2 separate regions of the Homo sapiens genome follow, and region 2 is linked to region 1. A link is a loop called in an ENCODE intact Hi-C map of the cell type or tissue named here. Cell type or tissue: K562. All regions are shown on one strand. Each heading gives the region's core, and the rest is flanking DNA. Links, peaks and the distances in the headings are about the cores only. Region 1 holds the start of LOC101929347 (a long non-coding RNA gene). Region 2 overlaps POLR3A (RNA polymerase III subunit A).

The links. A loop is a pair of places that touch in the nucleus more often than their neighbours do. Peaks named below come from ENCODE experiments on the same cell type or tissue, not always from the same donor. Only the 100,000 strongest peaks of a DNase experiment are listed, where the experiment ranks them.
Region 2: a loop joins it to region 1, with 3 times the contacts of the local background. A loop is called at or near these places in 11 of 110 quality-filtered maps.

Annotation. Positions count from the first base shown.
Region 1 is chr10:77,884,739-77,900,678 of GRCh38, reverse strand. The region is part of intron 1 of DLG5 (discs large MAGUK scaffold protein 5); the gene reads left to right. It overlaps LOC101929347 (a long non-coding RNA gene), which reads right to left and starts at 9,286. Exons shown (of 5, transcript XR_007062208.1): 1 at 9,199-9,286; 2 at 7,733-7,865; 3 at 7,368-7,547; 4 at 6,622-6,707; 5 at 473-547. RefSeq lists enhancers at 8,181-8,854, 10,205-10,880. In K562, for the core only: a CTCF peak has its summit at 10,407; DNase peaks (open chromatin) are centred at 10,388 and 11,128.
Region 2 is chr10:77,959,802-77,975,741 of GRCh38, reverse strand. It overlaps POLR3A (RNA polymerase III subunit A), which reads left to right. Exons shown (of 31, transcript NM_007055.4): 31 at 1-593. Among named protein-coding and RNA genes, the nearest start is that of DLG5-AS1, 41 kb to the right of the region's middle. RefSeq lists enhancers at 4,197-4,491, 4,124-4,634. In K562, for the core only: a CTCF peak has its summit at 1,146 (motif pointing right); a DNase peak (open chromatin) is centred at 1,131.

The DNA of each region.
Region 1 (15,940 bases), core at 8,936-11,435:
AGGTGTGAGCCACTGTGCCCAGGCTTTATTTTTGTATTTTTAGTAGAGACGGGGTTTCACCACGTTGGCCAGGCTGGTCTCAAACTCCTGACCTCAAGTGATCCACCCGCCTTGGCCTCCCAAAGTGTTAGGATTACAGGCGTGAGCCACCATGCCCAGCCAAAGGGGATCGTTTTTCTCTTATGGAAGGGGGCCCCGGGGTGAAGGTCTGTCTCCTGAAGGAGATAACTTGAGAGCAGAGCTTTCTGGGCTGAGTAGAAGTTCATTAGGTGATAGGTAGGTGCGTTCCAGGCAGGAGAAGCAGAAGCGTGAGGATATGCATTAATGTAGGACACAGCCAGGTGTGCCAGGTGACCATGGGCACCGTGGTGACTGGACAGTGGCTGGGTCAGGGAGGGGTTGCAGGAGATGACCTGGAGAGGAGGTAGAGGCTGTGCCAAGGACCCAGCCTTGTGGCCTCCCAGATCTGGCCTCCAAATCTGCTTCTGTTTCTGAGCTGTGACGCTTAGGTAAGTTGCCTAGTGTCTTGGAGCCTCAGCTTCCTCACCTGTAAGATGCAAGCAATAAGACGAATTTTAGAGGGAGTTATTAAATGATATAATATATATACACTGTAGAGCAGAGAACTTGACACATAGTCAAATGTTCACTAAGTGTTTATCTCTTCCTTTTAAAGTCTGGGGTAAGGCTTTTTGACTTTAGGCCAGAGGGAGCCGTAGAAGGTTGTGGAGGATGAAATTGATAAGATTATATCCATTTGCTGTTATGTTTGGGTGTTGGTGTTGTGTGGAGGATACTGGTCCAAGATAAGGATGAGTGAGGAGTGAGAAGAGCCTTCCTCTTTCATGGTCTCTTTCTGGTTTTCTCGTCAGCCATCTCCAGTGGGCGGCAGGGATGGCTTGCCAAGGCTCTGAGCTGAAGTTTTGGAGGAAGAGGCCAGGGTTTAAAATGTGTCCCTGGTGAGCCAGCTACCCCTGAGCGAACCTATAGGAGTGGACACTTGCTGAGCACAAGTCTGGTCATGAGAAAGTGGAATGAGTATGAGGAGAGGGGCAGAAAGCTGGGCCTTGAGCCTGTGGAACTGTGCATTGTAGTGTAGCCATAGAAAGCATTTGTTGACCACTCATGTGTGCCCCGGGAGGTTGCAAGGATCATCTCATCCCAGCAACTCTAAGATGAAGGCCACTACTCTCCTCATTTTACAGATGAGGGAACTGAGGCATAGAGAGAGTAAGTCACTTGCCCAGAGTCCCAAGCCAGTGAGTCGGGATTTTGCCCTTGGCTGTTGGAATCCTGAGGGCACGCCCATTGTACTGGGGTGGAGAATTGGAGCAGGCTTTGGGGAGTTTTCTGCTACCAGTTCCTGCTGGCAGATTTCCATTGCCCACAAGGAAGAACGCTGCAGCAGGGTGTGTTGGTCTGTGGTGAGGTGGCTGCCTCTGGAGGTGCTGAGCTCCCCCAGTCTGGGAGGGCCTGGATGGCTGCCTGGCCTGGATGCTGCCACAGCAGAGTCAGTGCCATCCTTACTAGGGAGATAGGTTACATGCTACCCTAGCCCTTGCCAACTTCAAGGCGGATGGGACCTCAGAAACCAAGCCCTGCAGGAGGGCACAGATGTGGGAGAATTCAGAGGAAAGCCATCTTCAGATTGGGCCATGAGTTGTCTGAGTACGTGGAGAGTGGCAGGTCTGGGGTGCTACCTGCTGTTTTCCAGCACTGGCTAGTTGATAACAGCTGTCCTGGGCTGCAAACCTCTTTGCCGCATCTGGGTAGGAGGAGAATCCTGGGATTGCTGCCCCGTCCCGGCGTGGGTGACTTTGGGTGAGTGCCCTCCCTTTCTGGGTCTTTGCATCTAGCATTTGGTGACCTTGCACAGCACGGAGCTTCCTCTACTTCCTTACCGCCTGCCTGGCCCTCTCAGGCATGCACAGGCCTGTCAGGAGCCAGGCCATGGAGGGGGCAGGGGCCCACTTCCTCAGGAGCACTCAGGGCAAGCCCTGACCTGAAGGGATAGACGCGGGGCCCAGCCGCGTGACTCGTGTGCCGTCAGGAGCTGCTCCTGCGCTGGTGCCAGGTGGTGTCATTGGGGTTCGGATTAAAAGATAACTCTATTGGCAGGAGGAGGCAGGCCTTTTCTGGCTTTAATAGCCAAGCCCACAGCCTGCGCCATGCAGCATCTCCCAGCCCCTGCTCCCATGTGCCTCTGCCTCTCCTTTTGCTCCCTGTGTGCCCGGAGGGCTGGCAGGGGACCCGTCCTCAGATTGTGCTGCTAGCACTGTCTCCCCTACCTTGTCCCCAGCTCCCCTCTGTGGAGAGGTTTTTAAATCCTACGAGCAATTCAGGATTTGCTTCCCTTTTTCTCTCTCCTTCTCCAAGAAAAGTGAAGTCCCAGGGAACTGCAGAGTCCACGTGTGGTAGAGGGTGGAGATGTGGAAACAGAATCCAGGTCTTTGGGGAGGCCAGGTTGATGGGGACATGCAGGGCTGCTTTGGCCTAAGCGTGGTGGCCAAGTGAGCCATGTGCCACTTGGTCACCTGCGCTGATGGAGAAGGCTGTTCTGGCTCCTGGGAGGAAGGTGCTTGTGGTAGCAGCAGCTACCCTGAGGCCAAAGCTTCCTTGAAGCCATGCTGGTCTTGAGTAGTGTTTGGTGGTCCCACACTCCTGAATGGGCAATCACAGGACTTCGGAGGGTCTCTGGGGAGCCTCAGGGGCTATGCTATCTATGGGAAAGGAGATAGAACCTGCCTGGAAATTCTACCACTCTCCAGTGACACAGAGACAAGGGGACCAGAATATTTGGATAGAATATTTTCAAACTTCATCATGTCTCCTGTGTTTGTATAGGCCCTCATTTTGGGAACCACATCCTTTTTTTTTTCTTTAATTCTACCACTAAGAAATTATATGATAGATCTTTTTCTTTTTCCTCTCTTTTCTTTTGTCTCTTTCCTATCTCCCCCTTTCCCCTTCTCTCCCTTTCCCCCCTCCCCCTCTCCTTCTCTTTCTCTTTCTCTCTTTGTAGAAATAGGGTCTCACTATGTTGCCCAGGCTGGTCTTGAACTCCTGGGCTTAGGTTATTGACCCACCTCGGTCTCCCAAAGTGCTGGGCTTACAGGCATGAGCCAACCAGATTTTTTCTTCAAGTGTTATTTTTATCTGTTTGCCTAAACATTAGTTTATTAAGAGGAAAGATTCTCTTAGGATATTTTCCCTTTTGGGGTACATGAAACATGGCAGCAGTAGCACAACATTACTCACTTGTTTTTAAATCAATTGTTAAATAGCAAAAATTATTTATTTATTTATTTATTTATTTATTTTTGGAGATGGAGTCTCTCTCTGTTGCCCAGGCTGGAGTGCAGTGGCGCAGTCTCCACTCACTGCAACCTTCGCCTCCCAGGTTCAAGCTATTCTCCCGCCTCAGCCTCCTGAGTAGCTGGGTTTACAGGCATGCACCACTACATCCAGCTAATTTTTGTATTTTTAGTAGAGATGGGGTTTCACCATGTTGGCCAGACTGGTCTTGAACTCCTGACCTCAGGTGATCTGCCCGCCTCAGCCTCCCAAAGTGTTGGGATTATAGGTGTGAGCCACCATGCCTGGCTTTTTAATTTTTTGATGCCTATTTTTTTTTCCTGCAGTAAGCAACAAATATTTTATAGAATTATTTGGGCAGTGGGATTATTTTTCTTCGAATTTTCTGTTTTAAACATTTTAATGATACTTTCTTTCTCTGACATTTTGTTTTGAAAATGTTCAGATCCATCAAAGAATGGAAGGGAAAGTACGATAAACACTTGTTTAGTCGTCACCGAGACTCACCAGTGGTTAACAGCTTGCCATATTTGCTTTTTTTTTTGAGATGGAATTTCACTCTTGTGGCCCAGGCTGGAGTGCAATGGTGTGATCTCAGCTCACTGCAACCTCTGCCTCCTGGGTTCAAGCGATTCTCCTGCCTCAGCCTCTCGTCACCATGCCCGGCAAATTTTTTTGTATTTTTAGTAGAAACAGGGTTTCACCATATTTGCTGGGCTGGTCTCGAACTCCTGACCTCAGTGATCCACCCCCCCTTGGCCTCCCAAAGTGCTGGGATTACAGGAGTGAGCTACTGCGCCTGGGCCATATTTGCTTTTTTACTTTCTCACTCTGCAGATGTATCCATATAAAACTTGTTTTCCTGATTCATTTGGAAAAAAGTTGTGGACATCAGGACAGTTTACCCCTAAACCTTGAAGTATGCACAAACCAGTACATATTCCTACATGACACACCACCATTATTAGACCCAAGAACCTCAGCACTGATGCAATTATATCCTCTAGTCTATAGTTCTTCTTAAATCTCTCTAATTGCCCTATACCTGCCTTTTATAGATTTTTTAAAAATCTAGGCTCTGAAGAAACATGTTGCAACTGGTTGTTATGCTAACGTTATACTAGCCAAATAAAATCTGGATTATCCATGGTTGACAGATCTTTGTTAGAACACGTTGTTATGATATAGACATTTACACTCACTACTATTTTTTTTTTTTGAGACACAGTCTCCTGGAGTGCTGTGGCGGGATCTTGGCTCACTGCAAACTTTGCCTCTTGGGTTCAAGCAATTCTTGTGCCTCAGCCTCCTGAGTAGCTGGGATTACAGGCGTGCATCACCACGCCTGGCTAATTTTTGTTCTGAAGGTGTTCAGAGCTAAGGAGGCCAGTGACCCCACATCAAAAGGGGAAAGGAGAGAATAAGTTTCTGAGCTTTGTAAAAGATGCTACTGGTTTTTCTCTGTTTTATGTCAAATAACCTGTAACACTCCTGGCAGTGGTACATTTGAGCCCTGGGTAGAGATGGGGTTTCACCATGTTGGCCAGGCTGGTCTTGAACTCCTGACCTCAAGTGATCCGCCTGCCTCGGCCTCCCAAAGTGTTGGGATTACAGGCGTGAGCCACCGCGCCCAGCCTACGCTGACTACTGATATCCCCAGGATAGCCTTAGAATTCTTGAAACTTGGGAGGGGACTGGGAGATCTGGGGACATCTGCTATCCTTTTTTTACAGAATCTGTGGTCTGAACAGCTGAGGGACTTCTCCAGTGTCCCTGAATTGAGGTTTGCTTCTGTGTTCTGAATTTCTTCACTTACAAAATCTGACACCTTCAAGTCTGGACATTTTAAACTGTCCTGCCAAATTCTTTTCTATACTCAGGGCTCAAATGTACCATTGCCAGGAGTGTTACAGGTTATTTGACATAAAACAGAGAAAAACCAGTAGCATCTTTTACAAAGCTCAGAAACTTTTTCTCTCTTTTCCCCTTTTGATGTGGGGTCACTGGCCTCCTTAGCTCTGAACACCTTCAGAACATCAGCTAGGGTCACTGCAGACCAAAGCACAGCCAGAGGAGAAGGGAAATCCTGGGGAGGAAGGAGAAGGGGCGTGAGTAGTGAAACGGCATTGGCGGGGACAGGGTGGAGGAAGAGATGTATGATGGGCCAGGGCAGTGCTGCCCTGCGGGTGAGGGTCTGTCAGCTGAGTGCCTGCTGTGAGCCTCCCATGGGAAGCAGCCTGGGGCTGCAGAGTGAGCCCTGATGGACTTGGTCAGACTGGGGTTAAGTCCAGCAGTGTGACCTGCTCATCACTTTTCTTCCCTGAACCCATGTCCACCTCTCATAAGGTTGTATCGAAGTTCCAAGAAGAAAAGCAGAGCGAGTGCTTTGAAAGGACATAGGAAGGAAGGTGGCCCTGCCCCTCAAGACCGCTGTGCTGGGGTCTTGGCAAACCCCTTGCCCCTGGAACAGAGACCGGTACAAGACCTCTGGAGTGGATAGTGCCAGCTAGGGGAGGGCAGAGTGAGGAAAGGCCTTGTTCCCCAGGAGGAAGAGAGGTGCTGAGCTAGCAGCGAGGGCTTCTTGGAGGAGGTGAGATTTGAGTTTTTCTGGATGGGCAGAGGTGGGGAAGGGGTACGCTGGGAATCAGGGAGCAGAAAAGGTTGGGCTGCTTTGGGCAGTAGAACTCCTTGCCCATCCAGAAGATCCTAAAATAGACCAGCAGAGAGAGGGCTGCTTCCATCCTCTGTGTTTAAAAGAAAGGGTTACTTGGGATTCTGAGCTGTTCTTCCTACCCCATCAAAAAAAAAAAAAAAAAAAAAGCTTTATTCTTTGCTGACAATAAAGCATGCACATTCATGTAGAAAATTTAATTAATGAAGAAGAAAAAGAAAAGCACACAAAATCCCAGAGGCAACCCTATTAACATTGTGCTGGGGAAAAATAGAACTTTTCTTGTCTGGCAAGTGTGCTAGGTGTTATCTCATTTTAGCCTCACAAAAATCCTGGGAGGTGGGTACTTTGCTTACCCCTGTTTTAGGGGCAAGGAGAGTGAGGTGCAGACAGAGGCACAGAGTGGTTAAAGAACTTGCCCTGAGTCACACAGCTAGTCAGTGGGTAAGCTGGGATTCCCAGGCAGGCAGTTGGGCTCCAGAGCTCACACAGGTAGCCCCTCTGCAATCCTGACCCCCCTTGTAGATACCTTGCTGTTTTTGTATGTGCACGTGCAGCCTCTCACACACACAGGCTAGGGTTCAGATTCTGAGTAGGCGATAGAGATCTAAAACCACCAGGCAGTAGAAACGCACCATCTTCCACCCACAGCTTCCTATGTGAGGCCTTCCATTGGTGGCTTGGAGTTTGGGAACGGAGGTTTTGTCCACTGGCTCTGGTTCTGAGGGACAGAAAAATCAGTCCACCTGTGGGAAGGCCCCATGCGGGCCACGCGCCGGGTAGGGAGACAGTAGGGAGTGGAGAAGAGGACTCAGCTCTGGGAAGGGTTCAGGCCCAGGGAGTAGGGGGTCAAAAACTGCTGTCCCTTCCCCCATCCCCCATTGATCCAGTTTCCTCCAGGGAGAATTAGAAAACCAGGTAATGGTGTCTGCACTGACTTCTAGTCCACAGGCCGTTGGCTATGTTTTGGTTACTTTTTGCTGGTCCGTTTGAACTACTTTGGACTTATGTCATTCTGCCCCCAAGCACGGGACCGTCCAGAGCAGATGCTTCCCTATGGCATTCAGGGACTGACTATGGACTTGGCAAGTCACAGCCCAGCACTGCTGCCCATTGATACACAAGATTGGCAGGTGCTGCTGTCTGGGGCGGGCAGGGACTCCTGGAGCCCTTTGCCGTGCCCCCAACCCCTTGGCCTGGCAGGGCCACTGGAGGACAGACACTATCGATGGCCTCTCTCGACCTTGTTTTCTCTTCAGTAAAGTGGGGCTGAGATGTCTGTTCTCATTACCTAACAGGGTTATGGAGGAGTAAATGGGCTGGTGGATAAGGAAAATGTGGCAGCATTACTGGGTGGGGGCAGGGGGTCCCCAGTGAATACCTTTGTCCCCTGACAGTCCCGCTTAAGTATACATTGTGTATTAGGTCTTCAGTGCACTTTCACCTCCTTCTCTCTCTCCTTCCTTGCTGAGACACTGGTGGGTAGGTAAGGTGACGTTTCCTTCTCTCTCTCCTTCCTTGCTGAGACACTGGTGGGTAGGTAAGGTGACGTTTATTTGTCCTGCAATCAAGAATGGAAGAAACTGAGCTTCAGAGAGGGGCTGCTCTGGTGGTCAAATGGCTAGCACGCCAATGCCAATGCCAGAGGCAGGGCTGGGACTAGGCTTGGCTCCCAACCTGGGGGTGCCCTGTCCCTGCACACACAGCATACTGGCCTTGCCATTCTCCCAGTGACCCAGTACCTACTGCGTTTAGTCTGAGAGGACAGCAGGAAGCCAGTGTTCCAGATTCAGCTTTGTTTGTCCTTGGCTGGTGGCCGCCTCTCTGGTTGTTCATTTATTCAGCAATCCTTTATTTTCATTTTAAAAACTTGATTACCCTTTAAAATGGACAAATACTGTATATATTTATCATGTACACGTATTGTTTTGAAATTCAGCAATCCTTTATTGGGTGTCTCCTGGCTGCCTGGCCCTGTGAGGGAAGCTAGGGCAGCAGAGATGAAGGTACCACCCTGGTCTCCAGGAATTCACTGTCTGGTGTGCGAGGTGTCTTGTAAACAGTCATTGGCAATATAGTACACAGGTGCAGTGTCCAAGGGGAGCAGGCTGGGGCCCTGGGAACACAGAGGCCTCAGTTTCCCCATCTGTCAAATGGGGCACTGGACTACTTTATCTTTGGGGTCCCTTCTGTTGTTGACATTCTGTGACTCTTCCTGATAACTGTGCTGTCTTACAAGTAAGAACACATCTAGTGTCAACCAAAATTTTATGATGAAAGTGCTCCCAAGTCAGATACAGAGGGAGGAGGCTGTTGCATTCCATACATGTACCTTTTCACAAACAAGTCCTCACTTTCTAATGGGCCACCTACATTTGTTTTGCATGGCCAGGCAGTGTTTTTCTCACAGGTTGCTTGACTAATGGCTGTGTGCCTGTGCCAAAAGGCTGCTTATGGGTCACGAGGTAGGGAGGGATTGAGGGCACGTGTCAGATGTGCTACTGCGATCAGAGCCAGGACTGGGTGCGATTCCATTAGCTGGGGCATCCCGGGAAGCTGGGGCATCCCAGGAAGCTGTGCCATCCCATGTTCCTAATGCCTTGTTTGGCCTGTGGGTGTGTCCGTCCTCCCGAGTCTGGGACTTGTGGGGACCATAAATGCAGATGATGAGGGCAGGGTGCTGTGATCCCTGGGGGCCTGTGTCTCTGAGCCAACCTGCAGAAAGAGGCAGGGTCGAGTCTGAGAGAGGGGCAGGGCTGGGGACAGCCAGATCCCTGAGGGTTCCCCCTTTCTGGGCCTTGTGCTAGGGGACTCATTCAAAGTTATACAGCCAGCAAGCAGCAGAGCCGGATGGCTCCGGAGTCAGTGTTCCCGCATGCAGAATGTGAGCTTTTCAGCACACCAGCCCTCAGCCACCTGCTGTGGGAGAAAGTGTTTGAGATGAAGTGCTGAGGGGCTGCATTTTCAGTAGGATCCAGCGACCTTTTTTTGTGATGTCCTGTGGGAGTGATGTGTAGCGGGGTTGGAGGGAATGTGGCTTTTGGGAATGAGCTGAGCTGAATTGTTGCTTTCTTCTCGTGTGTGTGTGTGTGTGTGTGTGTGTGTGTGTGTGTGTGTGTCTGTTGGGGGACAGAGGTGAGCTCACCAGCCTATGAATAATGAGCTGTGTGAGGTGACAGCTGCTCACAGAACAAAGAGACATGGAGACTCACCACCTTCCCTCCTTTGTTAAGTCCTTACTGTGTCCCAGTCACTGCTGCAGTCTGTGAGATGCAGAGATAAACCAAAGCCTCATCCTTGAGAAGTCCTCAGCAGGACCACATCTGCAGTTTGCAGTTTGCAGGCCCAGTGCAAAATGAAAATTGGGAGCTCCTTGCGGCACATAAATCATTGAGGATTTCACGATGGCAACAGCAGAGTGCGAAGCCAATTGTGAGCCTTGTGAGACTGCACAAGGTCACACATCCATGAAACCACCCTGACCCCAGCCTCATAGGTGAAGCCAGGCCTAGTAGACATCAGCTAGAACCATAGGGAGGCATGCATAGGGAGATAGGGGAGCAGGTCATTCCTGGGTAGGGGGATCTGGGAAACTCCTCGGAGAGGTCTCATTTGAGCTGGGCCTGAAGGGTCGGTTGGGATGTTGGTAGAGGCAGTAGTGATGGTGGAATCAGAAAACTGAATGGGAACACCTGGGAATGGGCTGGGTGTGATAAGCAAGTGGCACTATAGTCTGGCCAGAAGTGTGGGTGGTAGAAGGGGGAGCCCTGGGAGGGTGTGGACAGGTTAGGCTGGGCCCATGGAGACCCTCCAGTGCCAGCTTCCAGGCAGGTTTTATTCTGCGGCTGGAGAGCTGGGGACTCCTGGAAGCTCAGAGATGGTACAGGGCTGGGCTCTGGGAAGCTCCCTCTGGAGGTGGCACTCGCTGATATTCCAGTAGCTCAGAATAACTACTCCAGCGCTACCTTGAGACATCCAAGTGTAAAGCATAATTATTTACAGGCATGCGCCACTATGCCCAGCTAATTTTGTATTTTTAGTAGAGATGGGGTTTCTCCATGTTGGTCAGGCTGGTATTGAACTCCCGACCTCAGGTGATCTGCATGCCTCGGCCTCCCAAAGTGTTGGGATTACAGGCGTGAACCACCGTGCCCGGCCGTAAAGTGTAATTATTGACCTCATCCTCTGTGTGCCATTATAGAGGAGGAATCAGAGGTGCAGAGAGGTATTATGTACCTTGCCCGTGGTGGTAAATGGCAAACCTGGGACCCTAGAGACCCAAGGTGAATCGTGGGGTGGATGAGATGAGTTGAGCTATGAGAGGTGTGGCCACATCGTGGCAGTGGAGAGGAAGTGACGAGCACAAGAGGCTTGGAGGTAGGACAGGTAGACCTTGGCTGCTGATGGGCTCAAGAGCGCCCTCCAGCTGAAGACATCCTGCTGCAGCTCAGCATCCGTGTTGGCAGGGGCATCCCTCTTTGAGAAGCTGCTTGCCGTTCTCATTGGTAAATCCTGCTAGCTGTTGTCTATAGGTTTTTGGCCCCAATCTGCCTCTAAGTTTCCCCTTTTCCTCATCACCACCTTTTGGGCATGTTGTATTTTTTTTCTTCTTGCAACTCTTGGTTCTTCCCTGCCTTCCACATTTGTTGTGGCTTTGTGCTGAGTACAGTGGTTCAGGTATGGTCAGAGCAGCTGGGGTAGATGGAACTGACTTCAGTATATCTCAGTGGATGCTCTTGGCTTTGGGATCTTCTGCACTTTTGGGATGCTCACCATCTCTGGCTCCCACCTACAGTGCCCCTCCCTATCATTGTGTCCACCGTACCATGTCTCCACACATTTCCAAATACTTCCTAGGATGGTTGTCAACCACTGGCTCAATTCTCAGATTACTCCTGGGATAGGTTCTAGCCTCCTCCTTGTAACACCTTTTCTTTTCTTGCCCTCCAATGTCAGAGGGTGCAGTGCTTAGCATAAAGATACGGAGGCAGATGAAGTAGCCTGTGACCCTGCCTAACCCCTTCTTGGGTCTGGAACCTGCATTCTGTCCATTCTCCCAGCCTAGCAGGTGACCTGCTGGAGCTCAGTAACTCGACACCGCCTTGCTAATTGTCTGCTGAGGTCACAGTGAGCTCTTGTCACCGCCCATCCAGCAGGACCACAGTCCCCGACTGGGTTGACTGGTTCAGCCACTGTTCTGGACACTCATGGGAAACAAGTGGCCTTTGTCATGAGCTGGTGGACAGAGTGCGCTGTCAGCACGGGTGAGGGCTGGATACCCAGAGTTTTTGGGGAAGGCTGCACCCAGGGCAGCCAGCTCAGAGCTGGGAGGCCCAGAACAGACCTCATTTTCTCTGATAATGGGGAGCACAGAGTTGCAGAGACTTTTTTTTTTTTTTTTCCCTAGTGACTTGTGTCAACAGACTTCATTGGTTCTGCTTGGCAGAGGCCTGGGAGGTTACCTGTGGGCTTGTGAGGCCTGGGAGTTTACCTGTGGGCTTGTGAGGCCTGGGAGGTTACCTGTGGGCTTGTGAAGCCTGGGAGGTTACCTGTGGGCTTGTGAGGCCTGGGAGGTTACCTGTGGGCTTGTGAGGCCTGGGAGGTTACCTGTGGGCTTGTGAGGCCTGGGAGGTTACCTGTGGGCTTGTGAGGCCTGGGAGGTTACCTGTGGGCTTGTGAGGCCTGGGAGGTTACCTGTGGGCTTCACAGCCAGGTGTTCATCTTATCCACTGAAATGCAAACACCTAGGGGGAATGGAGACGTTTGGAGATTTGAATGTTTCAGTTTGGGCAGTTCTTCTTCAGTTATCTTGATGGGGGTGTCTTCGTCACTACCCCTCAAACACACACACAACCCACATATAAAAGACCACACATCTTAAAAGAGCTTGGAAAATATTAGTTGACTTGGTTTAATGCATAAAGCTTGAGAGGAACATGTACATATTAACGGGGTTTGGGATGGTCCTTAATGGGTGTCCTTTCCCGAGGATTCCATTTGCTTGGCACACGGTGTTGGTGCGCAGGTGGATTTGGGCGCATTCCTATCTGTCTTTTGAGACTATCTTAAGAGGCTCCAGTGAATGGACTTATAATGAAAAAGCGAGTGGCCCTTTAAAATGATTCCAGAAGAGTCAGTACCATTGCCTAAAACTATGTCGCAAAGCTCCGCCTGATGAATATTAACACATTTAACCCCTTCTTACCTAATCCTATTCATATGGGAATTCTGCTGTCTTCTGTCATCATGGTTTTTTGCACATTCTTTGCTACCATTTTCCTCTCCAGGACCTTGTAGGTCACCCGAGGGAAGAGGTGCTGACACAGACTGGGCTGTCCACGCAGGGGCTGCAGGAGAGGTGGGGAGCAGAGCCAGCCAAGGTCTTTCCTCTGAGGCTGCTGCCCAGGAGGAGGCCAGGCACATAAGTTCCTGCCGCACTTTGCCTCCTAGTAATTCATTCTGCTCTCCCTGCACTTTGCATTTGCTCTGTTCTCTGGTGCTCCCCAACAGCCCTCCCCGCCCACCTCTCATCTTTGATGTAGTCACCATGGACAAAAAGCTCTCAAAATGAAAGAACAAGTTGTAGGCTCAGAATGTTTGCCCCCGAGGAAAACGCATGTTTGCACAAAATCCTGTCTGACAGTTTCCATTTAAACTAAGAAGTTGGGAGCCCAGCAGGCCCTAGGAAATATGAAAATTGCTGCTTTGTTGGGCTGCATGATGATGGCAGCTCGGTGTGGAACTCTCTCTGCCATGAGAGATCTGAGTTTTTCAGATGAAAATCGCCGGCTGGCTGTAGGCACGGCTGCTGCTGCTGTGAGCACACACAAAGGCGTGTGGCTCTGGAGCCTGTTTGTCTGTCCCTCAAGGTCTCTTCTTTGTTTTTCTGAAATGTGATGAAATGGAACGTGACTTTAAAAATAGATATTTTCTGGAGATGGCCTGGCTGGGATCTCTGGCCTCAGCAGCCTTACTTCTGCCCCATGAATCTCTTATCTCATCTCAGCTGATGGGACATTGGCAAGGGCAGCTTGTATTTTTTTTGTTTGTTTTTATTCTTAGTAGCCTTTCCAAATATATTCCTTTTGATCACTTCTTTCTTTCCACACAGGCTACAGATTCAATAGAAACTCTTAACCGTGTTAGCTTTTTTCTCTTTAATATTAATTTTTTTTTCTGACTACCAAAGCAACAGTGCTTATTTAAAAAATAAAAGAAAGAAAAAGTTTCAAAAACTACAGATGATAGCAAGTCAGTGTTCCCCTGAAGTGTCTGCTGGGGGCCTGAGGCTGGGAAAGAAGGCACAGTGGGCTCAGACAGTGTTCATCCAGGTGGGGTAGGACTGCAGCTGCTGAGTGGGCCCAGGACGGATGGCAGAGAGGACTGAGGACTCAGGCAGCTCAGGAGCAGTTACAGGCAAAGGGCTGGGAGGTGGGTGCATCTGGTCATTGACTTTCTAGCTGAATGATCTTGGGTTAGTTCCTTGATCTTGGAGAGCCTTGGGGTTCTTGTCTGTAAAATGGGGCTAACAGCAATACGTTTGTCCTGGGGGCTGAAGTTTTAAGTGAGATAGTGTATGTGGGTGATGTCTGTATTGGAAGGGCCTGCACAGAGCATGGGTAAATGGTTGCAACTGTATTAGTTTGCTAAGGCTGCCATACAGAGTATCACAGACCAGGAAGCTTAAACAACAGACATGGATTATCTCACAGTTCTGGAGGCTGGAAGTCCAAGGTCAGGGCGTCAGATGGGCAGGTTTCTTCTGAAGCTTCTTTCCTTAGCTTGCAGATGGCCATGTTCTCCGTGCAGTTCTTCATGCAGTTCTCCTTCTGTGCATGTCTGTGTCCTGATCTCTTGTTATAAGGATGCCAGTCATTTTGGATTAGGGCCCACCCTCATGGCCTCATATTAACTTTATTACATCTTTAAAGACCTTATCTTCCAATACAGTCATATTTTGAGGAACTGCAGAAGGGGTTAGGGCTTTAACATATGGATTTTGGGGGAATACACTTCAGCCCATAAGAGCAGCATTACTGGCAGGGCGCGTTGGCTCACGCCTATAATCCCAGCACTTTGGGAGGCCAAAGCAGGCAGATCACTTGAGGTCAGGAGTTCAAGACCAGACTGACCAACATAGTGACACCCCATCTCTACTAAAAATACAAAAAATTAGCCAGGCCTGGTGGTGTGTGCCTGTAATCCCAGCTACTCGGGAGGTTGAGGCGAACCTGGGAGGTGGAGGTTGCAGTGAGCTGAGATCTAGCCTGGGTGACAGAGCGAGACTCTGTCTCCAAAAAAAAAAAAAGCAACATTACTACTCTCACACGGTTCTCTAGTGACAACGGTACCCTAAGGGGGCAAGCATTTCTGGCTGAGGGTCAGTGGCAGTGTTCAGGAAGCTCAGAGGGCAGGAAGCCCAGGGTGCGTGTGCAGACCCTGGTGGTATTCCCCAACTGAGCCACTCACCAGAGACTCTGAGCAGCATCTTAAAAGCCTGGAATGCTGGAGGTGCTGATTCCTGGGGATAGGAAGGGGTCCTGAGACATTTTTGGTTTTTATTTTTATTTTTTTCCAGCATTTTTAAAGAGCAGCTTGGATGATTCTGATGAACAGCCAGGCTGGGAGCCATTGGCCAGAAGCTCTGTTGACCGACTGCCCCTCTCTGTTGGCTCTCACAGCCTGCACAGGGTGTCCAGGTGCTTATCTGGGGGGACCTTTCTCTACCTAGGGATTCCTGCACTCTTGCCTTCGCTGGAGGGCACTTCCTTCATCCCCTTCCTCCTCTCATCCTGCTCATCAGAGTTGTGGGCTTGTTTCACTCCTGGCACTGGCACCAGCTTGCTGTGTGACCTGGCTCAGTCACGCCCCCTCTGAACACCTGTAGGATGTCAGGGCTGGACGGTAGAGGGGATGCCCCTTAAACTATGAGAGGGCTGAAGTCTGACTAGAAAATGCAGATTCAACTCTTACTCTTCACACTTTCACTAAGCATTTGCCTTGCTCAGGGGGCAGGGAGAGTAGAGCAGCCATAGTGGTGCAGGCTGGAGGGTCCCAGTCCATTGAGATGAGACTGCCTGCAGAGCTCCCTGCAAATGGCCAGAGGGTCAGGAGCTGCAGGAGGCTGGAATCTTTGGGGGCTGGCACACTTTGATTCCATTTGCTGTACTCCAGGGTCGTGGATGTGGATTTTGGTTTTTTTCTCTTTGCACAAGATAGTGAATGAAATATTTTCCCTCGTTACTCAAGATCAACTTTTCTGAGCATTGCCCACGTGTGAAAGATAATCTACATCCCTTTATGCATTTGAAATCCTTCTGTGATCTCCTCTTCCATTTTCTGTGGTTGACTTGGGGCAATTTGAAGGCATTGTGTGTCCAGATTTTGCTTGGAGTGTTTTAGGGGGAGCTCCTCTTTCTGCATTTAAACAAAGAGTAGCATGGGCCTGTTTTCTGAGCGTAGGCATCTAAGAATGGGCTCATGCTCTAGCTGAGGGCCCATGTGAGCACTTGAATGTACTGAGATGACAGGTGTGGAATGGGTCATGATGAAAGCTTGCTATAGGGTTTTAGGGCGAAGAATGCTTGTGCTGTTTTATCTTTATTTGTGGGGGGATAGGAGGTGACAGCCTGAGTGTATAGTACCCAAAGTCTCATTTAAAAGCTCACTCCTGCTCTGGGTGTGACAAAGGTGAGCGTTGGATACCTCAGTGGATGTCTGCAGGTAAGTGTGTGCAGCGTCCTTTCTGTAAAACATTGGAAAGAGTCCCAGCAGTTTCAGGAATGGACTTCTGAAGTCCGCCATTTCCAAAATGCACACCGAGTACTGTGAAAATGAGGGTGAACCCTCCTGGACGGTGTTACTTTATCGGAGAGGAAGCATGTTTGGAACATCTGAGGGCCCGTCTTGGATTGGAGGATCATCTGCTTTGGGCAGGGCTGCCCAGAGCGCCTC
Region 2 (15,940 bases), core at 1-2,500, 84 kb before region 1:
AGAATTGAATCATAGGAGTGAACTCCGGCACCTGTTGTCTTCTGCGGGTGACGCACACTTTAAATGGAAGAGAGGTTGTGGCTATAACTTGTGGCTGGGAATAATAAAGATGGCACCGCCAAGGAGCCTCACCTTGCGTGAGTGAGTACTCAGTTGGGCGCTGCAGGGTCTGGAGTCTGTGTGAGACGTGTGTGATTGTGATGGGTGCGAATCAGCGTATAGCACTTGAGAACAAGGCAGACCTTGGAGCAGAATGGTTATGTGAAGGATCACATCACCCATGGGTAGGGGGGGAAGTCATACGTCCTGGAGGTGCTGGTCCTCCTCCTGGAACTGCCAGCCTTGCTAGGACTATCAACATCAACAGCATTGCCTGGTAAACCCTACTGTTTGTGCTCCCCACTGTGTCCCATGACTGGTGTTAAAATTCTCCCTACTTTGATCATCTGCCCTGCCCAGGCCTTGGGCTTTATGCCAGCACAGAGCTCAAAGGCCAGGTAGCAGCACATCCTCAAGCATGAGAGCTCAAAGGGTTACATTTGAGTCTCTGTACCTGCTTGGAAGAAATAAAAATACGTGTGAATTCCATCTCATCCATGAATAGTTACAAATTCTTGACTAGCATTCTGTCCAGTTCTTTGCCATTTTTACGTCTTTTTTACAAGGGAGATTAAAATAGCTCCTGACTCAGTTACAGCTCCCTGCAGTGTTCAGCACTTTAGGGGTGGGAGAGACATTCTGGAGTCCTTCAGTATATATATGTGTCAGTTAAACTATGGTGCCGTGTTTCTATTTCAGGGTTTATCCATGTGTATTCCCATTGATTCATGTCTGATTGAACCTGGCATTGTATGTTTACTTTTCTTGATTTTTGCTGTCTGTTGGCAGACCTCTTTATTTTTCAGCCAAAACCCAAGAGAGGAAATATTTGCGTTACCTAAAACTATAGCAGAATCATCCTTATGGGTTGTGAAAAAGGACGTTGGCCTTGTATGAGTTCTAACTCCTAGAATGAGAACCAACCCCCGTCAGGAGCTCACCTCTTCGGGTGCTGGAGGTCAACAGTGAATGCCCCAGTTACCCCCACCCCTGTGACTTAGAAATGTAGGAAATAAAGTGCCCTCTGAGATGCAGCTAATCCAGTCCCAGTAGGAGGCGCTGAAAGGACTCAAGTCTGGAGTCTGAAGGGCCGTCTGGCCAGGATCAGGTGCATAGCTTAACTTTTATTCATTCAACAAAGATTTAAGGCTTGCTACTTCCAAGGCACTGTTCTAGGTATTAGGGGTGCAGCAGTAAACACAATAGGTGAATCAGATGTTAATACATCTGGCCAGGCACGGTGGTTCACGCCTGTAATTCCAGCACTTTGGGAGGCCGAGGCGAGTGGATCACCTGAGGTCAGGAGTTGGAGACCAGCCTGGCCAACATGGTGAAACCCCGTCTCTACTAAAAATAGAAAAATTAGCTGGGTGTGGTGGCACGTGCCTGTAATCCCAGCTACTGGGGAGGCTGAGGTAGGAGAATTGCTTGAACCAAGGAGACAGAGGTTGCAGTGAGCCGAGATCACACCATTGCACTCCAGCCTGGGAGACAGAGCGAGACTCCATCTCAGAAAAAAAAAAAAAAAAAAAAAAAAAGATGTTAATACATCTAAAAGGAATTCCACAGAAGCGGGTGAAGCAAAAAGGCTCAGGTTCAGTGTGCAGAAGTGTGTCCAGCACACTCTGGGGTGGAAGCTGCAGATCAAGGGATTGTGCTCCCGTGGGCACATCAGGCCCACCAGGGTAAAGAAAGGTCCTTCTGTGGCTGCAGCCCTCTGGTTCCAACCCCTCCCACAGGGCCTCTCATGACACTAATTTGGCCTCCTTACCTTAGGCTTGGATTCTGGGGAGTGTGCCCTGAGCGAGGACACAAGCCTGCAGTCACTGGGAAACGTTGCCACCATCCTTTCCTCAACCTACTGGCAGTGTTAGCGTGTGAACATTTGAATCCATTAATATTTGCTACACTTCTGCTCTGTGCCAGGCAGTGCACTAGGCCCTTGGGGAAGGTCCCTGCATGAATGGAGCTTACCATCTGGTCAGGGTCATCTTGTTAAGAGCCTGAGTTCTACAATCAGTGTCAGGATTTAAATCCCAACTCCCCCTTTCTTTTTTTTATTTTTATAATTTTTTTTTTTATTTTAAATAGAGACAGGTCTTGCTATATGTTGCCCAGCTGGTCTCGAACACCTGGGCTCAAGCAATCCTCTCAAAGTGCTGGGATTACAGGCGTGAGCCGCCATGCCCAGCGTCAATTCTCCCTTTCCATCTGGTGCACATGAACAAATTACTTAACCTCTCCTTGCCTCACTTTACTCATTTATAAGCTAGGAATACTGTTTAGTAGTGTTTGACTCATTGGGTCATTGTGAGTTTTAAACGTGATTACACATAAAAAGGTCTTAGTACAGTGCCTGGCACATAATACACATTAAATGTTTGCAATTATTAATACAGTGACTTTTTTTTTTACTGAAAAACATGGTCTGTGAATTCACAACTAAAAACCAATCCCCTGGCTCTCTTTATTTGACCCTAAGTGGAGCTTGGTGGACTTGGGATCCAGCCTCCCTAGACATAATGACTACCCAGCTGTCTGCTCAATCAGTAGGTCGTGGGAAGTATTTTACATGGGGGGGGAGAAGGGTTCGGGAAGGGGATGGATGTGGCCACTGTGTGGTTGAGGGCTTGAACACTTTAATGCAGGCCATAAGGTAAGCGTGATCTCATTTTAGAGTCACAGGTAGTAAGACCAGAATAATTCAGACAGGCAGGTTTTTTTGTAGAGGTATGGATGTTGACAACAGCTATGTATTTAGATTATGTAAGAAGGTATCCCATAAGGGAGAACTTAACATTTTTCTCTCTCTTTAAAAGAATATATTAGGGCCGGGCACAGTGGCTCATGCCTATAATCCCAACACTTTGGGAGGCTGAGGCTGGTGGATCATTTGAGGTCAGGAGTTTAAGACCAGCCTGGCCAACATGGTGAAACCCCGTCTCTACTAAAAATACAAAAATTAGCCGGGTACTAGTGGTACACACCTGTAATCCCAGCTACTCAGGAGGCTGAGGCAGGAGAATCACTTGATCCTGGGAGGCAGAGGTTGTGATGAGCCAAGATCACGCCACTGTACTTCAGTATGGGTAACAGAGTGAGACCCTGTTAAAAAAAAAAAAAAAAGAAGAAGAAGAAGAATGGAACAGAAAATGGGTATGACAAGGACAGAGGTAGGAAGTGACCCTATGTTTTTTGTTTGTTTGTTTTCCCAGACAGGTTCATGCTCTGTCGCCCAGGCTGGAGTAGAGTGGCGTGATGATCTCGGGTCGCTGCAACCTCTTCACCTCCCAGGCTCAAGCAGTCCTTCCCATCTCAGCCTCCAGAGCGAGTAGGACTACAGGCACATTGCCCAGCTAATTTTTCTTTCTTTTTTTTTTTTTTTTTTTTTGGTAGAGATGGGGTTTCACCATGTTGCCCAGGCTTCACTCTGTTCTATTGTACCTTTCTAATTTTGTACCTTCTGAAGGTCTTGCCAGTTTTTGTTTTTTTTTTTAATCAATACCTAGCAGCCTGGGCAACATGGCAAAACCCCATCTCTACAAAAAATACAAAAAAATTAACTGGGCATCATGGCTCACATCTGTGGTCCCAGCTGAGGTGGGAGGATCAATTGAGCCCAGGAGGTGGAGGCTGCAGTGAGCCAAGATCCACTGCATTCCGGCCTGGGCAACACAGTGAGACCCTGTCTCAAAAAAATAAATCAACAGCTGATGGTAAAGAAATCCAGTCATCTTGGAGCAGACCCTGTCCGGGAAGGTACTTGAGTGTTCTCAAGGTAGTTGAGTGGTCCCTTCCAGTGATAGCAACGTAAGGCTGGTAGGCACCAGTCACCAGTTAGGACAAGGTGACCAAAAAATGCAAGTCAACAAGCCTGAAATACATAGGATTTTCTTTTCTGACATGAAAAGTCCACAGTAGGCATTCCAAGGCTGATACGACAGTTCACCAAGTTGTCGGGGAGGGACCCAGGCCCCTCCCAGCCTTCTGCTACACCACCCCTCCACCATTCCTCATGGTTCAATGTGGCTGCTGAGGTTCTAGGCATTCCAGCCAGGAGAAGGGGAAAGAGACATAGCACTTCCCTTTAAGGAAAGTTCCCAAAAGTTACTTGACACTTCTGTTTACATCCCATGAGCCAGAACTTACGTAGCCAAACCCAGCTCCAGAGAGGCTGGAAAATGTTTGGACTCTGGGTGGCCATGTGCCTAGCTAAAAATAGACGCCTCTGTTAGCAAAGAAAGAGGGGGAGGGCCACAGGAAGTGGAGGATGATCGTATCTCTGCCTCTGATGGGCAGGACCTTTCTTTTTTTCTTTTTTGGCTTGACAAAGGTCAGAATATCCCCCTAATCCCTCAGAAAAAAGAGACTGAGACCCTGATCCCTTCATTCTCCCTTTTCCTTTCCCCTTCTTGCAAATTTCATGCTTGAGTTACGGTGGGGTTTTTTTGTTTTGTTTTGTTTTAAATATATAAACTGACATTTAAATTAGATCACATTCCCTTTGCAGGCTGTTTAAAATGTTTCAGGGCTGATGGAAAATGTGACTGTCAAACATTCATTCAACAAATAACACTTTTTTGACCCCCTACTATATCCTGGCGCCAATACCAGGTCCTGGGTTTAGAATGATGAGCAATATTCCTATGGCTCTTTTCCTTGTGGAATTAATCTAGTCACAGCACTGTCCAGCAGTACTGTAGTATATAGTAATATAGATGACAGTAATTATGTAAGTCATATGTAATTTGTTTTTGTTTTTGTTTTTGAGATGGAGTCTTGATCTGTTGCCCAGGCTAGAGTGCAGTGGCGCAGTCTTGGCTCACTGCAACCTCCACCTCCTGGGTTCAAGCAATTTTCCTGTCTCAGCCACCCAAGTAGCTGGCAGTACAGGCACACGCCACTATGCCCAGCTAATTTTTTCATATTTTTAGTAGAGATGGGGTTTCACCATATTGGTCAGACTGGTCTTGAACTCCTGACCTCACGTGATCCACCCACCTCGGCCTCCCAAAGTACTGGGATTACAGGTGTGAGCCACCACTCCTGGCCCATATGTAATTTTAAATCTAGTATTGGCCAGGTATGGTAGCTCACGTCTGTAATCCCAGCACTTTGGGAGGCTGAGGCAGGAGTACTGCTTGAATCCAGGAGTTTGAGACCATCCTGAGCAACATGTCAAAACCCTGTCTTTACAAAGAATACAAAACATTATCCAGGCATGGTGGCACGCACTTGTAATCCCAGCTACTTGGGAGGCTGAGGTGGGAGGATCACCTGAGCCTAGGGAGAAAAAATGAGAAATTAATTTTAACAATGCATTTTATTTAACCCAACGTACCCAAAATGTCATTTCAACATGTAATCAATATAAAAATGACTGAGATATTTTACACTCTTATTTTCATACTAAGTTTTCCAATTCCAGTGTCTATTTTACACTTAGCACATAGCGAGTTTCACATGCTCAGTAGCCACATAGCCTAGGGGTTGGCCATTCAGCTCCTCCATTTACTCTCCAAGAACTTTCCAGTAAATGCTTCCTGGGGCTTAGGCTAACCAGAAATGATTTTCTATTTCCTGCTAGCCTGGCCCCAACCCTGAGACCTGTATGAAGGTGGATAGTCCACACTCAGAAAAGAGAAGCAGGATGGTAGTCATGGAAGCTGGAATCTGCCAAGGAGTATGGAACAACTCACCAGCCAAATGAACTCGTCCTAAAAATATGGATCTAATTTTTTTAAAAAAGAAAAGGCCAAGTGCAGTGGCTCACACCCATAATCCCAGCATCCCAGCACTTGGGAGGCCGAGGTAGATGGATCACTTGAGGTCAGGAGTTCGAGATCAGCCTGGCCAACATGGTGACACCCCATCTCTACTAAAGATACAAAAATTAGCCAGGCATGGTGGCATGTGCCTGTAGTCCCAGCTACTCGGGAGGCTGAAGCATGAGAATCGCTTGGACCTGGGAGGCAGAGGCTGCGGTGAGCCAAAATTGCGCCAATGCACTCCAGCCTGGGTGACAGAAGAAGACCCTGTTTCAGGGGGAAAAAAAAGAAAAAGAAAGGAAAGGGAAAAAACATGAAGAGAGCCCAGTGTATCCAGACCCGAGTCTCATCACCTTCTCAGGAAGCTTTTTGGGTTGTCCAGGCCTTAAGTAGGCCTGTGCTTCCAAACTTCATTTCTGGGAGGAGTGCCAGTGGGCTGGGGAAGTCGGAGGCTAGAAGAAGCCTGTTCTTGTACCTTGCAGTCTGTTCCACCACCGAGGAACAGGCCTGACCCGAGTGGCCTGCAGTAAAGCTCCGAGTCAGGGAGCATGGTATAATCACCTGACACTGGTGTTACAGGTAAATCACAATCTCTCCCCATAGACAACATGATCTTCCTCATGTACAAGATAAGCTACTTATTCAGTAAGACAGCACTCAGGGAAGTATGAATTTGCAGATCTGGTGATAAATCCACTGGTCTGGCAGAAATGGACCTGGACTGGGATAGCCATGACTCCAGTTCTAGCCACCTTTCTGCCTGCCATTAGCGGCATTGCCTTCGGCAGGCTGCCTCCCTTCTGCATCTGTTTCCCAGTCTATATAGTGGAGATTAAAGTCTCAGCCATGCATTTCTGCTTCCAAGCATCCGTGAGGCATCTAGAAGCTGGAAAGCTTTGTACATCGCTTAGGCAGAACACGCGGAGGGAGCTGGTCACTGCTGATGGAGTCTCAAGTATTGGCTAGCTCCTTCCATACCTCACCCTCTTACCTTTCAGGAATTGTCCTGGGACCTGAAGCTGAGCCCCAAGACGGTGCCTGGGACCCCCCCCCAACCCGGCCCTGGTGTCAGTGTGTGCCACAGCTTACCCTGCTGTTCTCTAGGCCCCTTCCCTAATACTGAAACTACTGTCTAACCTGGGTGGTTTTTTTTTTTTTGCATTTTGGAGGGGGGATGGGGAGAGGGGGGACAGTTTTGTTCTTTTTGCCCAGGCTGGAGTGCAATGGCATGATCTCAGCTCACTGCAACCTCTGCCTCCTGGGTTCAAATGATTCTCCTGCCTCAGCCTCCTAAGTAGCTGAGATTACAGGCACACACCACCATGCCCGGCTAATTTTGGTATTTTTAGTAGAAATGGGGTTTCACCATGTTGGCCAGGCTGGTCTCGAACTCCTGACCTCAGGTGATCCACCCACCTTGGCATCCCAAAATGCTGGAATTACAGGCATGAAGCACTGCGCCCGGCCATGGATGTTTTGTTTTGCTAATTGTCTGCCTCTCGCTGGTCGAATATAAGCTCCATGAGGACAGGGGTTTTGTTTTTTAATTCACTGCTGTATTCCCAATGCTTAGCACACAGTGCCTGGCACATAGTAGCCACTTTAAACACATCGGTCAAATAAATGAATATATGAAGGAGTGGATTCCATCTTAAATTCCCTTTTAGAATTTGACGTCAAGGAGGAGTGAGGGCCTTGGAGCCCAGCAGGCCTGGAGTGGAATCCCTGCTTGGTTACTGCATAGCTCCAAGTTGCCCCCATCCTGATCAGAGTTAAGATGTCCTGCTGGCTGCAGGGTCTCCCTATTTAAGGACTGCACAAGCATAACTGCCTGTTGTCCTCCCACCACTTCACAAAAGGCTCAATTCCAATTTTGCCCAAAGAGGGCCCCTCACAGGGCCAGACCAAGGGCATCGGGCTCTGACCACCATCTCCCACCTCCCCACATTTTCTGCCTTCGGGCCTGGGCCCCAACCCTGGCCCCAAACACAAGAGCCAGAGCCAAACACGTCTAGCATATACCACCACGGGTGATTTATTTAAGGGTCTCCAAATAATCGCTTAAGTGTCACCATGGCAACCTGAAGAGTTGCCATGGAGATTGGAGCAGGAAACGTCCCCATGGAGACCCCTGGGAGACGCTCTAGGAAATCATTACCAGGTGGAGGGGGCTTGGGAAGGGGGAGCTGGACAAATAAGGGAGGCCCACGGTTTGTGTGCTGCCACAAGAAGGGGGGTTGAAGGGGCAAAGTGGGAAAGACCAGCTTAGAAAAGCAGGCAAGTTAATGATCTCCAACTCTAAGGTCCCATGTGATAAATAACTTCCATTATATCCATAGAAGAGATCTGACAGAAAAGACAAGAGTCTGGTGGTAATGGTGGCCCCCAGGACGGGGTTGGAGAAAGAGGTTTCTTTTTCACGTTATACTCCTTTGTACTATTTGACTTTCTTTTATCATAGGCACTTAAATAGTAATTATTCCAAAATTAAATAAGTTATTTACTTACTATATTAAATATTTTATATGCTCAAAACAACCCCATAGGGTAGGTATCATCTCCATTATATGGATGAGGAAACTGCTGTTCAGAAAGGTTCAGAAAGTGGCCCACAAGGCCGGCAGTGGCGGCTCATGCCTGTAATCCCAGCACTTTGGAAGGCCAAGGCGGGAGGATCACTGGAGCCCAGGAGTTCAAGATAAGCCTGAGCAACAGAGTGAGACCCTGTCTCTACAAAAATATTTAAAAATTAGCTGGAGGTGGTGCACACCTATAATCCCGACTACTCAGGAAGCTGAGCTGGGAAGATTACTCGAGCCCAGGAGGTCAAGGCTGCAGTGAACCATAATCTCAACACTGCACTTCAGCCTGGGTGACAGAGTGTGACCCTGTCTCGAAAGAAGAAAGGAAAGAAAGGGAAGAAAAGGAAGGAAGGAAGGGAGGGAGGGAGGGAGGGAGGGAGGGAGGGCACAGTCATGGCGACAGTCTAGAATCAAACCCAGAGCTCCTTGTCCCCTGTGCAAGCATGGATTCTCTGGTCTCAACCCAGCTCTGCCACTAACATGCCAGGCACCATTAATTAAGTAACCCACATCCCTCTGGGCCTCAGTTTCCTCACCTGTCAGATAGTTTAGCAGTTTGGACTGGATGAAGATGAAGGTCTCTCTAGCTTGACATCCTGAGTTCACGAAGGGTTCCTCTCAGCACCATGGAGAATCACAGCTGTAGGTGGGGGGTGGGGAGTAGGGAGTGTGGTGACAGGGAGGAAAGGGGCGTGACAGCACCCCTCAGGGAACTTGAGAAACCTCTGGATTCTCCCTTTGCAGAGAGTATAAGAGAAGCAGGGAAGGTGAGCCACCAGGAAAGTGTGCATCAAAACCACACTGGAGCCAGGCAAGGTGGTTCCCACCTGTTATCCCAGCACTTTGGGAGGCTGAGGCAGGGGGATCACTTGAGCCCAGGAGTTTGAGGTTACAGTGAGCTAAGATTGTGCCACTGCACCACCAGCCTAGGCAACAGAGGGAGACCCTCTTTAAAAAAAAATTTTTTTTTTTTTTGAGACAGATTCTCACTCTGTCACCAGGCTGGAGTGCAGTGGCACGATCTCAGCTCTTTGCAACCTCCGCCTCCCAGGTTCAAGCAATTCTCCTGCCTCGGCCTCCCGGGTAGCTGGGACTACAGGCGTGCGCCACCACACCCAGCTAATTTTTGTATTTTTAGTGAAGACGGGTTTTCATCATATTGGCCAGGATGGTCTCGATCTCTTGACCTCGTGATCCACCTGCCTCGGCCTCCCAAAGCGCTGGGATTAGAGCTGTGAGCCACTGAGCCTGGCCTAAAAATTTTTTTTAAACATTTTTTTCAAATAAAAAAATTCGCTGGGTGTAGTGGTGTGCACCTGTAGTCTCAGCTACTCGGGAGGCTGAAGCAGGAGAATAACTTGAACCCGAGAGGTGGAGGTTGCAGTAAGCCAAGATTGCACTCCAGTCTGGGTGACAGAATAAGACCCTGTCTCAAAAAACAAAAAATAAAAATTTCAGCCTGGACAACATGGTGAAACCCTGTCTCTATTAAAAATTAGCCAGGCGTGGTGGTGCACACCTGTAGTTCCACCTACTTGGGAGGCTGAGGTAGGAGGATCAGTGCCTGGGAGGTCAAGGCTGCAGTGAGCCGAGATCGTGCCACTGCACTCCAACCTGGGCAACAGAGAGCCTGTCTCAAAAAACAGAATAGAAAAAAGAAATTTTTTTTGAAAAACACATGGCTGATGCCGGGCGCGGTGGCTTACACTTGTAATCTCAGTGAGTCAAGATTGCATCATTGCACTCCATCCTGGGTGACAAGAGTGAAATTCTGTCTCAAAAAGAAAACACCCACACACAATGAGATACCTCCTCACGGCCACTGGGATGGCTGGAATAAAAAGATGAACAATTACAAGTATTTGCAAGGATGTGGAGAAATCAGAACCCTCCTACACTGCTGGTAGGAATGTCAAATGGGGCAGCCACTTTGAGACACAGTTTGGCAGTTCCTCAAAAAATTAAACATATGGACACCACATGACCCGGCCATTCCTCTCTTAGCTAGTAGACACCCAAGACAAATGAAAATATACCTCCACACGAAAGCTGGCACGAAAATGTCCATAGCAGCATTATCCGTAGTACCCAAAAATGGAATCTCCCCAAAAGTCTATCAACTGATGAATGGATAAACAAAATGTGATCTGTCCATACAACGAAATATTATTCAATCATAGAAAGGAATGAAGTTCTGATACATGCTACAACATGGATGAACTCTGAAAACATACTATGTGAATGAAGCCAGTCATAGAAGACCACACAGGATCACATAGTAAATGATTCCATTCATATGGAATGTCCAGAATAGGGAAATTGAAAGCAACAGAGAGTAGATTATTGGTTGCCTAGGGTTGGGGGAGAGGAGAAATCAGGGTGAGAGAACAGCTAAGGCAGTGGTCTCCAACCTTTTTGCACCAGGGACTGGTTTCATGGAAGACAATTTTTCCACAGACTGCTGGAGGATGGGAGGTAGTTTCCAGATGATTCAAGTGCATAACAGTTTATTGTGCACTTTATTTATATTATTATTACATTGTAATATATAATGAAATAATTATACAACTCACCATAATGTAGAATCAGTGGGAGCCCTGAGCTTGTTTTCCTGCAACTAGACGGTCCCATCTAGGGGGTTTGGGAGACAGGGATACCCTAAGTGTGTTGCTTATGCCCAGTCTACTCCATAATCTCATTTTGGTTCACTGAGGAAAACCCTGCTTCACAAGGATAGGATGTTGGAAACGGAAGCAGGCTTTTCAGTGTTTTTCTGGCAGTCTCAGGACATTCTGCCTTGACTTTAATCCAGAACGTACAGAGACTTGAAGTTGTCTCAAAGATACTTTCAAGGCAGCTGTGCAACTGAAGTACATTGACTCACTTGCCACCATAAAACCTGCCACCAGATTCAGCTTAATTTTCCCTTGCCACTCACTGATGGGGATTTGATATGGGTCTGCAAGCAATTGATTTATGATGGTCTCTGTGCAGGCAAACTTCTCTGCTAACATTCATCTGTATTTGCAGCCACTCCCCAGGGCAAGCATCACCGCCTCAGCTTCACCTCAGATCATCAGGCATTAGATTTTCATAAGGGGCACAACCTACATCCCTCGCATGCGCAGTTCACAATAGCGTTCATGGTTCTATGAGACTTGAATGCCACTGCTGATCTGACAGGAGGTGGAGCTCAGGTGGTAATACGAGCAATGCAGAGTGACTGTAAACACAGATGAAGCTTCACTCGCTTGCCCACTGCTCACCTTCTGCTGTGCGGCCAGGTTCCTAACAGGCTGGGCTGTGGACCATTACTCTTACCAGTCTGTGGCCCAGGAGTTGGGGACCCCTGAGCTAAGGAGTTTCTTCTTAGGGTGATGAAAATGTTCTAAAACTGACTGTGGTGATAGATATACAATTATGCAAATATGCTAAAAGCCAGTGAATTGTACAATTTAAATGGGTGAATTGTATACTATGTGAATTATGTCTCAATAAAGATGTTTAAAAAGGAGAGAGGGATGGCACTGACCCAGGGCCACATAACCACTGAGTAGCCACCCCAAGTGCCCTGCCCCTGCCTATCCTTTTACTTTTCTGCTCTTGTTAAGGGGGACCAGAAGACTCTCCGTGGGGCAGCCTTGAAGACTGATTCTAAAATGAACGGGGGCTGGGCGCAGTGGCTCCCAGCACTTTGGGAGGCTGAGGCAGGAGGTTCACAGGTCAGGAGCTCAAGATCAGTCTGGCCAATATGGTTGAAACCGCATCTCTACTAAAAATACACAAAAATTAGCCAGGTATGGTGGCGCACACCTGTAGTCCCAGCTACTCGGGAGACTGAGGCAGGAGAATCACTTGAACTCGGGAGGCAGAGGTTGCAGTGAGCCAAGGTTGCACCACTGCACTCACTCCAGCCTGGGTGACAGAGCGAGACTCCATCTCAAAAAATAAAAATAAATAAATAAAAATAAAAAATAAAATAAAATGAACGGGTAGTCAGGCATGGTGGTGTGCACACGTAGTCCTAGCTACTTGAGAGGCTGGGGTGGGAGCATTGTTCAAGCCCAGAAGCTCAAGGCCACAGAGATCCATGATCACACCACAGCACTTTAGTCTGAGCAACAGAGTGAGACCCTGTCTCTCAAAAAAAAATTAAAAATAAAAATGAACTGGTGCCAGGTGATAGGGTCCCTCCCCACAATTCCCTTCTGCCAGAGCAGCGTTCTTTAACAGACTGGGCTGCCTCAAGATTTCACTTAGGAAAAGGGGTGCCCTGCCAGAGGAAAAGAAATGCAAAGGTTTGAAAGCCACTGACAGAGAAAGGGTTAAAAAATGATGGCAAAGGGATTCAGAACCTAGGCTTTGTCTTTGTATTAAGCATGTCTTTATTCTGATGTTTGACATCTTGGGGCTTTGCTGACCCTAGAGAAACTGCCCCTCCCATGGCTAGAGATGGTAAGGGACTCACTTGTGAGCATGCCTTTTGTATACCAACCAACCAATCCAGAGTCTATTTTCCAACTATTCCCTTTACAGGGCCCTTCCAGGGTTCTCACGCTCCAGGCCACTATTCCCCAGCCCTTACACCCCACTGACAAGCCCACTGAAATTATTCACAGTAGCCAATTCTAGGCCTGCTTCCTACCCTGCCTCGACCATTCCTTCCCTCAGAAACACAGCAAATGCTCCTGCCTACATTTTCCCCTCCCTGACTCTGCCTTCTGACCACCCTGAGGCCTCCACTCCTGGCCCTGCCTGGTATGACCCGCCCTCTCTACTTGGGAACTGTGAGTAACAATTATTCTTTCGATAGCAATCAGATCCTGATCTCCTGGCCTCACCATATGTGAATATAAATAAGATCTACATTTGAAAGCCGGCTACATGCTCCCTAGGCTTCAAACTTGCAAACTCTAGGCCCAGCGCAGGAGCTCATGCCTGTAATCCCGGCAGTTTGGGAGGCCCAGGTGGGAGGAGAACTTGAGCCTAGGAGTTTGAGACCAGCCTCGGCAACCCAAGGAGACCCCATCTCTACAAAAAAAAAATTTTTTTAATTAACAGGGTGTGAGGCCAGGTGCGATGGCTCACACCTGTAATCCCGGCACTTTTGAAGGCTGAGGCAGATGGATAATTTGAGGTCAGGAGTTCAAGACCAGCTTGGCCAACATGGTGAAACCCTGTCTCTACTAAAAATACAAAAAAATTAGCCAGGTGTGGTGGCACGTGCCTGTAATCCCAGCTACTCAGGAGGCTGAGGCAGGAGAATTGCTTGAACCTGGGAAACAGGCTGCAGTGAGCCAAGATCATACCACTACACTCCAGCCTGGACAACAGAGTGAGACTCTGCCTCAAAAAAAAAGAAAAAAAAAATTAACAGGATGTGGTGGTGCATGCCTATGGTCCCAGCTACTTCGAAGGCTGAGGTGGGAGGATGTCTTGAGTCTGGGAGGCCGAGGCTGCAGCGAGTCACGACGGTGCCACTGTACTCCAGCCTGAGCAACAGGCAAGACCCTGTCTCAAAAAAAAAAAAAGTTAAAAAAAAATTTGCAGACTCCTCACCTCTGTGCTTCGCTTTTCTCACCAGTAAGGCTGGGTTGCCAGCCATGCCTGCCTCAGGGCTGTCATGTAGAATAGTGTAGGCTGTACCTTGTGCAAGGGAGCCATGCCAAGGACCTGAGTGGGGCCTCCAATGTGCTCCCTACTCTGCTGTCCAAGCTGGAGTTTTGCCAGGGAAAATGTGCGTCTTTTCCTCATTTGTAAAGAGGCCCAAATGGGACAGCAGTGGCCTTGCCCACCTCGTGAGGCTGCAGTCAGAACAAAAGCAGTAGAGTCCTGGTGCAGCACTTGGCACTCCAGAAGTGGTGTCATCAGGGTCTCCATGGGGAGCAGGGGGCACCTTGAGATACTACATCAACTTCTAGGAAGGCTTCCCTTCTCTTTTGTTTGGGGTAGTGGGCGGCTGTATGTATATTTCAAGTCAATTTTATTAAAGTATCAAAAGAAGGTGACCCGAGCTGGTACCCAGGCTACAAATGAATAGATAGTTGCACACCCATGTCCACAGCCACATTATTCACAATAGCCAAAAAGCAGAAGCAGCGCAAGTGTCCATCAAAACAAAATGTGGTCTATACATATAGTGAAATATGATTCAGCCCTGAAAAGGAAGGAAATTCTGACACATGCTACAGCATGGATGGGCCTTGAAGACATTATGCTAAGTGAAATAAGCCAATCACAAAAGGACACCTACTGTGTGATTCCACTTATATGACATACCTAGGGCAGTCGTATTGGTAAAAACGAAATAGAATGGTGGTTGCTATGGGTAGGGGGTGGGGGAAATGGGGAGTTATTGTTTAAAGGTGCTGAGTTTCAGTTTCGTAAGATGAAAACAGTAAAACGGTTCTGGAGATTGGTTGTACAACAATGTGAATGTACTTAATTTCACTGAAATATACACTTAAAAGCAGTGAAGATAGTACATTTTATGTTACATATATTTTACCATACTTTTTTGTAAAGGCACAGCCAAGTCATACTTCCCAGAAAAACCATGCATATGGGAGTAATTACTGTCCCTGCTCTTGTCCTATAGAAAAACGGCTCAGAGACCGAGCACAGTGGCTCACTCCTGTAATCCAGAAGGCTGGGAGGCTGAGGCTGGTGGATCACTTGAGGTCAGGAGTTCAAGACCAGCCTGGCCAACATGGTGAAACCCTGTCTCTATTAAAAATACAAAAATTAGCAGGTGTGATGGCGGGTGCCTGTAATCCCAGCTACTCCGGAGGCTGAGGCAGGAAAATCACTTGAACCCAGGAGGTGGAAGTTGCAGTCAGTTGAGATTGTGCCACTGCACTCGAGCCTCAGCAACACAGAGAGACTCCATCTCCAAAAAAGAAAAACGGCTCAGACAACAGTAAGCCGTCTTTAAAGTGTTTCTCAAATAGTAAGTTTCCATCACTCCGCTGGACTTCCCTGGGACTGGCCCAGGCTGTGCACTCTCTCTGTCGCCTTGTGGGACACTTGCTCCCTTGCCAACACCAGCTATTATCACTTCATTATATGCACATGTATTTATCTATGTATGGGCATTTATCAATTTGACAAGAGAAAATGTTATCTATTTTATTTTCTTTATTTATTATTTTGAGAGAGGGCCTTGCTCTGTCACCCAGGCTGGAGTGCAGTGATGCAATCTCAGCTCACTACCATCTTCCACCTCCGGGGCTCAAGCCATCCTCCCACCTCAGCCTCCTGAGTAGCTGGGACTACAGGCACGTGACACCATGCCTAGCTAATTTTTGAATTTTTAGTAGAGACGGGTTTTGCCATGTTGCCCAGGCTGGTGTTGAATTCTTGGGCTCAAGTGATCTGCCTGCCTCAACCTCCCAAAGTGCTGGGATTACAGACATGAGCCACCGTGTCTGGCCCTATCTGTTTTAATTTTTACTTCTTTGTTTACTCCTGAGGTTCAGATTTTCTTGGCTA